2 separate regions of the Homo sapiens genome follow, and region 1 is linked to region 2. Evidence: chromatin contacts called from ENCODE Hi-C or POLR2A ChIA-PET data. All regions are on one chromosome and are shown on one strand. Each heading gives the region's core, a stretch centred on a gene start or an enhancer-like site at or near the end of the contact. The rest is flanking DNA. Distances are from core to core; before and after follow the strand shown.

Region 1 (3,677 bases), core at 431-2,930, 650 kb after region 2:
GCTGCTCGGAATGCTGAGGCAGGAGGATCGCCTGAGCCTAGGATTTCAAATTTGCAGTGGGCTGTAACTGCACCACTGCACTTCAGCCTGGGCCAAAGAGCAAGACTTCATCTCTAAACAAAACATAAAAATAACAATTAAAAAAGAAGAAAGATTCTGGGTCTTTAAGTCATTGAATTAGCCAACCTTTGAATATTCTTACCTTCTGTCATGTGAAATAATATATTTTCCTTATTTTCTACATTGTTCCTTATTGTTTCACACACACTTCTAGTTGAGTTTTCTACCTTGTGGCACAAAAGATTCTAACTGTTACAATCATCAAGCACTTGAAAAAAGGCATGCCTACCAGTTCAGTAGGAAAGATGGCTTTGCTTTTGGAGTTAAGAATCAGGCTCTCTGTAGGCTTTAACTCAAAGTCACATAACTGTGAATGTCAAAACTCAAGAGTACCTTCATAATTAATAGAGTATAATCTCAAATACAGATTGTCATTTGTGGCTTTGGGCTTTCTGCTTTCTTGCCTCCCTCACTTGTGTAGCATGCCAATAGCTTCTGTAGCAACTTTCCTCCATTCTATTTTTTAAAATTATTAATTCTCTTTATTAGCTCAATACCTGGTTCATTCAAGGAGTCCATTTTTTTTTTTAAATCCAAGTGAGCTGAGAATGTTGACTTTTACATGTGAAGGGCAAATATTTTGCTATTAGTTCAACCTGTGCTTTCTGCAGTCCTCTGCTGTGTATTCAGGAACCTCATCACGTTTTTTTGCATTAATCTCTGCAGATTCATGCATTTGAATCCTTGAGGTGTCCTGCAAACTACAGAAAGGGCCTGACTGACTCTTCTTGTTCCTCTTGCTCTAGCTGCAACAACTCCACTGCTTCTTCAGACGTGGAGCAGAAGGGTCAGGTTGAACAGGCACCCTGGCGGCCCTCTGACTGGAGCAGCCAGAGCTATAAGGTGACAGCAGCCCTACCAGAGCTCAAATGGTGAGATGAATGAGAAAAGCTGCCCTTTCCTGAAGAGACTTTACTGCCTGTTGCCAGAATATTGTCATGTGGTTAATATATAAATCTATGATGACTATGGATGTGAGTGTTTCCCCATGGTGGCCCTGGGTAACAGAGAAAGGATCGAGCACCCTACAGAAATGTGAGAATGCTACTGGAGTGCTGCTGAAAAGTGGGAACCTTTGAAACACTTTGTTTTGTTAGCACCAAATCATCCTTTATACATAGACTTACATCGTGGTTATGCTATAAAATTTGCAGCTATATCTTTGAGCTTGACAGTTGCCCCAACATTAATTTGGGCAATTCACTTAATCTTTCTCAGCTTTAATATAATCTTTCATAAATTGAGATAATAATATAGACCTTGTAGGGATATTGTGGGAATTAAGTAAGACCATGTGAAAGCACTTAATGATTTACAAGCTGCTCTACAAATGTTAATTATTACTGGCATTATTATCAGATCCTTGTTAACTCTACAATAACTGCACCGGAGAATGCTGCCATAGGAACCGACCATTTGATGGAATGTAGCATTTGTTTAAAGAAGCCTCCTCTCTGGCTTAATCGCCCCATGTGTGAACTGTAGGAGCTCAAAGATTGAAGATCCCATATTGCTACTTTAGGACTTTTACTGTGCCCCTGGAGCCAGCAGAGGCCGCTGTCAGGCGGGGGCTGCTGGATTGAACTGACATCACTGCTTTGTTTCGGGTCAGGAGAACCTGGGATGTGAGCCAGCCTGGAAAGCCCCCTCCGCACACACATTCTCCCACGCGCCCCCATTCCTCTCCCACCACAGTGGGCCCCGACACTCCCGAGGTGAGGAATACATTTCCAGCATTCTGAGCTGGAATTATTAGACAGAGGGTGTCGTTCTTGTATTTTAAGGGCCAACATGGAATTACCCAGATAACTGACTCTCCACCACATTAAATAAGTGTGTTGGCTGCTATTTAATAGGCATGTGAGGAAAGAAATGAGAAAATTTTAGATGAATGAATAAATTAGATATAATAAGATATGATGGATGTAAATGCTCCCTCCATTTGTTCCTGTATTCTGAAAATCAAATTCAGAAGAACAGTTGTAGTATTACCCTATTTTTATACAACATATGAGGAAGAAGACAGAACAAGAGATCTAGAAAGATACACACTGAACTGTTAACAATAGTAGGTGCTTTTCAGTGAAGAGAGAGAAGAAAATAAGGGGAATTTTGGTCTTTTACTCTATAAGCATCCTTCTTGTTTATATGACCTGTTCTGAGTGCTATTAGAAAACATTCTAAAAATTGTGAATATGGCAAAATACAAAAGGCTATATGAAAATATGTGTGTAAAACTTAAGCAATAATAAAATAGTCATCACTGAATTTATTACCCTGGCCAAAAACAATATTACCACATCCCAGAAGGCTTTGTGCACCTTCCCATGCATACCCTTCCCTCCCCAAGAGGAAGACTTGATGTTTAACTTTGTGTTCATCATGCTCTGAATGTTTTCCTAAACAACAAAAAAAGAGTTTACTTCTGACTTGTTTTTAATTTATATAAGTGGAATCATATATCAGATAGTCCTTTGAGATTTGCTTCTTTCATTCAGTCTTATGTCTTTGAGATTTTTCTGTACATAATTGTAATGCATTTCTTTTCCTTGAATGAACACACTAGGGATTTCTTTATTTATTCTGCTATTGATGGATGTTTGGGTTGCTTCCAGAGTTTTGCTGTGATGCACAATTCTGCTCTACATAGCTGAGTATTTGTTTCTTGGTATAGACATGTGTGAGTTTCTTAGGCTCTGTATGTAGGCGTGGGTTGCTAAGCTGCAGGGTGTATGACTTTACTAGGTAACACCAGAATGTTTTCCAACTTACACTCCCAACAGCAGTGGAGGGGAGTCTGTATTGCTCCACAGCCATGCCAATACTTAGATTGCCCAACTTTTAACTGTTTGCCAGTCTGGTATTTTTAAAAACTCTTATTTGTCTCATGTTAATGAGAAGCAACATTTTTTCACATGCTTATGAGGCTTGGGTATGTTCTTTTTGATGAAGTTCCTATACAATTTCTTTGCCCATTTTTCTTTGGACATTTGTTTTTTCTTATTGATTTATAGGAGTTCTTTATGTGTTCTGTGTATTAAATGGGTTGCAAATATTTCAGTTTGTGGTTTATCTTTTTATTCTCTTTACAGTACCTTTTAATGAAGAAATTTCTGAATTTTAATGCAGTTGGATTTATCTTTCCTTTGTGGTTTGTGCTTATTTTGTGTGTCTCACTTAGAAATTGTGAATCCTTGTGTGGTATGCAGAATAGCAGCTCTCCAAAATGTCCGTGTTCAAATCTCCGAAAACTGTGAATATATGTTCAATGGCAAAGGCGAACTAAGGCTGTATATGGAATTAAGGTTGCTAATCAGCTAACTTTAAAAATAGAGTGAGTAGCCTGGATTATACAGGTGGACCCAATACAATCATAAGATCTGTAAAAGTGAAAGGGAGTCAGACTGAGTTATGATTACAGAAGAATGGGTTGAGACTTTTGGGGATTTTCAGAGATAGAATGTTGCTGACTTTAAAGGTGGAAGAAGGGGCTGTGAGCCAAGGAATGCAGGCAGCCTCTAGAAACAAGGAAATGGACTCTCCCTAACGGCCTCTAA
Region 2 (3,389 bases), core at 226-2,725:
CCCAGCTACTTTGGAGGCTGAGGCAGGAGAATTGCTTGAAACCGGGGGGGTGGAGGTTGTAGTAGGCCGAAATCGCCGCATTGCACTCCAGCCTAGGCGACAGAGTAAGATGCCATCTCAAAAAAAAAAAAAAGGAAAAATGCCCACAAGATCTAGAAAATAGCCCCTAAAGGGCAGATCTAAGAGTAATTGGCCTTAAAAAAGAATTAGAGTGAGAGTCCAGGATACAAAGTTTATTTGAAGAGATAATAACAGAACTTTCCAGACCTAGAGAAAGATATCAATATTCAAGTACAAGAAGGTTATAGAATAACAAGCAGATTTAACCCAAATAATATTACCTCAAGACATTTAATAATCAAACTCCCAGAGGTCAATGCTTTCCTTCAACAGATAGTATTTATTGAGCACTTTTTGTATACCAGGCACTGTTCTGGATACTGAGGATGGAGCAGTGGGCAGTGAACAAAACAAACAAAATCCTTCTTCTCATGGAGCTGATACTTCAGTGGGAAGAGACAGGCAAGAAAAAAAAAAAAGGAAGAGGGAAAGCCGCTAAATGCTAAGTGTCAATAAATGTTAAGTAAAATGGGGGCAGAAAAGCAAAGACAGAAAAGCACCCTACCCCAATGGGGGTAGGGTGGATCTTGGATAAGATAGTCAGCAAAGGCCTCCATGGAAGGCCAAAATAAAAAGTGAGAATTGCTCTAGATTAAAAGAGACCCCTGAAACATGTCAACCAAATGCAAAGCGTAAGTCTTGATTACATTCTGGCCTTAAAAATGCAAACTTAAAAACATTTTTTTTGATGAAAACTTGGAAGATTTGAATATAGATTGCATATTAGATGATGGTGTAAAATTATTAATTTTTCAGGTAAGGAGATGGTATTGTCATTATGCAGAGGGTATCCTTTCAGGAAGTTTATGCTGACAGTTTTTGAATTGTTTTAGTGTCTGTAGTTTACTTTCAGATGGTTCAACACATAGAGGAAGAACTAAAGCAAATGTGGCAAAACATAACAATTGGTAAATATGATGAAGGTGTAAGGGTGTTATTACAGTATTCTTTAAAATTTTATGTATGTTTGAAATGTTTTCAAAATAAAAACTTGGCAGAAAAAAAGATGGAATTTAGGGTTGTTGGAGTCGATCTGAGTTTTCATCACCAGGTGGTGCTAAAGCTTTTCAAATGTAGTTAAATTAACAGCAAACAATCTGTGCTGACAGTTGCATATTAATTTAGGAAAAATTTGGGTGGGAGGAACATAGACTATAAATCAAGCTTTTTAAATTTGCCAATTTTACTCTTGCTTGCATTATTATATTTTACACAATTTGAAGAGGTTCAGCTATACGTTTTCTGGCTGTCAGTTTCCTTCTCTTCGACCTTTCTCATTTCCAGGCCCTTATTTTCTTCTCACAAAAGAGCTACTGTGATAATTCCCAACACCAGATGCCACTGTGATCCACACTGCTCACAGAGTAACCTTCGTGCAGCATTTCTGTCCCCTTCATCAGCTCCCTATTCCCCTCCAAATAGTTTCCACTCCTCAGCAAAGAATTTACAGTTTGATACCAATCTTCTTTTCCCAGTGTATCTATTATTGTTGCCTTGCATTAACCCTACTCAGGAGAAACATTGACTGCTGTCCTTTTTTTTTCAAATAAATGTCATACACTTTCTTGCCACTGACTATTCTGCTTTGTGTGTCTCCATACTCCCAATGCCCTTCTGCCTATTGCCAGTTCAAAATCTGACCTTGCCCATCATTGAAGCCTGAATTAAATATCATTTCCCTCATGACAATTTCCCCAAACACCTTACTCAGAAATATTCCTCTTTCTACAGCACTTTTAAATTTTCTTACCAAACTGATAACATTTTGTATTACATAATAATGTGTGTACACTAAATTATAAACACCTCCAAGGTAGGCAGTTTATGTTTATAGTCTTTGGATTGTGTTTAATATGATGTGGAATTTACTAAAGGTCAGTGGAATTGAATTTCAAGATTATTCAGAAGTAGTTTATAGTAGTGGTAAAAGTACTGACTAATTACCACCAACTGCCAGCCTTACTCTGGTTGTTCATTTCACAGATAAGCAATGAGAGGCCACCATAGTGAGAAACCAACCTGGATAAAGGATGTTCATGGCTTAGCAGCCCCACCTACCAAAAAAAAAAGTTATCAATTTGAAGTAAAATTTCCTTTCAATTTGAGTCTGTCAAAACCCTTAAATTCTTGAATGTCATTTGATCTATATATTCTTCTAGGTAAAAACATGAAAAGAATGATCAAAGATTTGCTTTAAGAATATTTCGTATATGTTACAAAATATGTTTGTAAAAGCTAAAAATTAGAAGCAGCCTAACCAACAATACAAAGTTGGTTAAAGACATTCTAATATATCCATACAATGAATTACTATGGAGCTATTAAAAATGGTGCTCGAGAACAATATTTAGTGGCATAGAAAGAGGCCCCCAGTGTTATTATAGGAAAAAAAATACACCATATTGTTGACATAATGCTTTTTAATAGAAGAAAAGATTTGCATAGAGAAAATACTAAAATTGATGGCAGAGATATATTTCTAGATTTGGAGATTGACCGATTTAAATTTTCTCTCTTGCTATCTTTTTTCCCCCTAAGTTTTAACTCTGAGCACCTATATTAAGCAAACAATAAAAATATTTAGGAGAGAAATTATATTCCTAATGTTATTCCATTGTGTACATTCATTAATGAAGGAAGGAATTTCAGGCTCTAACATTGTTACTTGGGCCTAACATAGAACCAGAGGATAAGAAGGCCAAATGATAACCCAAGAGAAGACAGTATCGGAGGTCAGAAAAGGTAAGAAAGCCAGGTAGAAAAAAATGAGGGTTGAAGAGTGGGGTTACCATGCTCAGGAAAGGAGGGAGGCGGGAATACAAGTAGGAGAGCTGTAAGAATCTAGTAGATACCAAGATTGTAATGAAATAGAAAGGTAACTGCATTTAGAAATCTGGGTCCAATATTTAGTATTATTGTTTATTAGATAGGTACTCTTGAGTAAATCATTTATGTTTTCAAGGGTCAGAAAATACCTTGAAGGTATTTTTATTCCCATGTTACAAGTGAGCAAAGTAGCCCTCAGAAAATATAAATGAGGTCATATATATACATAAGCTAGGGTTTCTCAGCTTTAGCTCTATTGGCATTTTGGGCCAGACATTTTATTGTGGGAGCTGAACAAGCACATTTGTATGGGATAATAAGTGATGATGTCAATTTTAATAAAGAGGAAGTTGCCCAGTGAGAAGGAAAGCAGGTGAGAGACATTTTGTAGTTAAAGAAACTAAAATTTTACCAATTTACATAAAATCTCCCTAAATACTCAG

Evidence for each region. Hi-C counts contacts between places; a loop is a spot of excess contacts on that map. ChIA-PET counts read pairs that join two places held with the same protein, here RNA polymerase II (POLR2A). Pooled maps may share reads with other maps.
Region 1: a pooled map shows a loop between it and region 2 (3-fold over the local background). The contact joins two enhancer-like sites. A Hi-C loop is called at or near these places in 1 of 168 maps with a recorded cell type or tissue (K562) and 3 of 50 pooled maps. POLR2A ChIA-PET finds 5 or more read pairs at or near these places in 2 of 52 experiments (HEK293 and activated T-cell).

What each region holds. Positions count from the first base shown.
Region 1 is chr3:171,613,056-171,616,732 of GRCh38, forward strand. The region is part of intron 24 of PLD1 (phospholipase D1); the gene reads right to left. Among named protein-coding and RNA genes, the nearest start is that of TNIK, 150 kb to the left of the region's middle. Within about 2 kb of position 1,681, at least 2 of the 41 ENCODE cell types and tissues checked have a DNase peak (open chromatin) inside an H3K27ac peak, as active enhancers do.
Region 2 is chr3:170,960,561-170,963,949 of GRCh38, forward strand. No RefSeq gene overlaps it. Among named protein-coding and RNA genes, the nearest start is that of EIF5A2, 54 kb to the left of the region's middle. Within about 2 kb of position 1,476, at least 2 of the 41 ENCODE cell types and tissues checked have a DNase peak (open chromatin) inside an H3K27ac peak, as active enhancers do.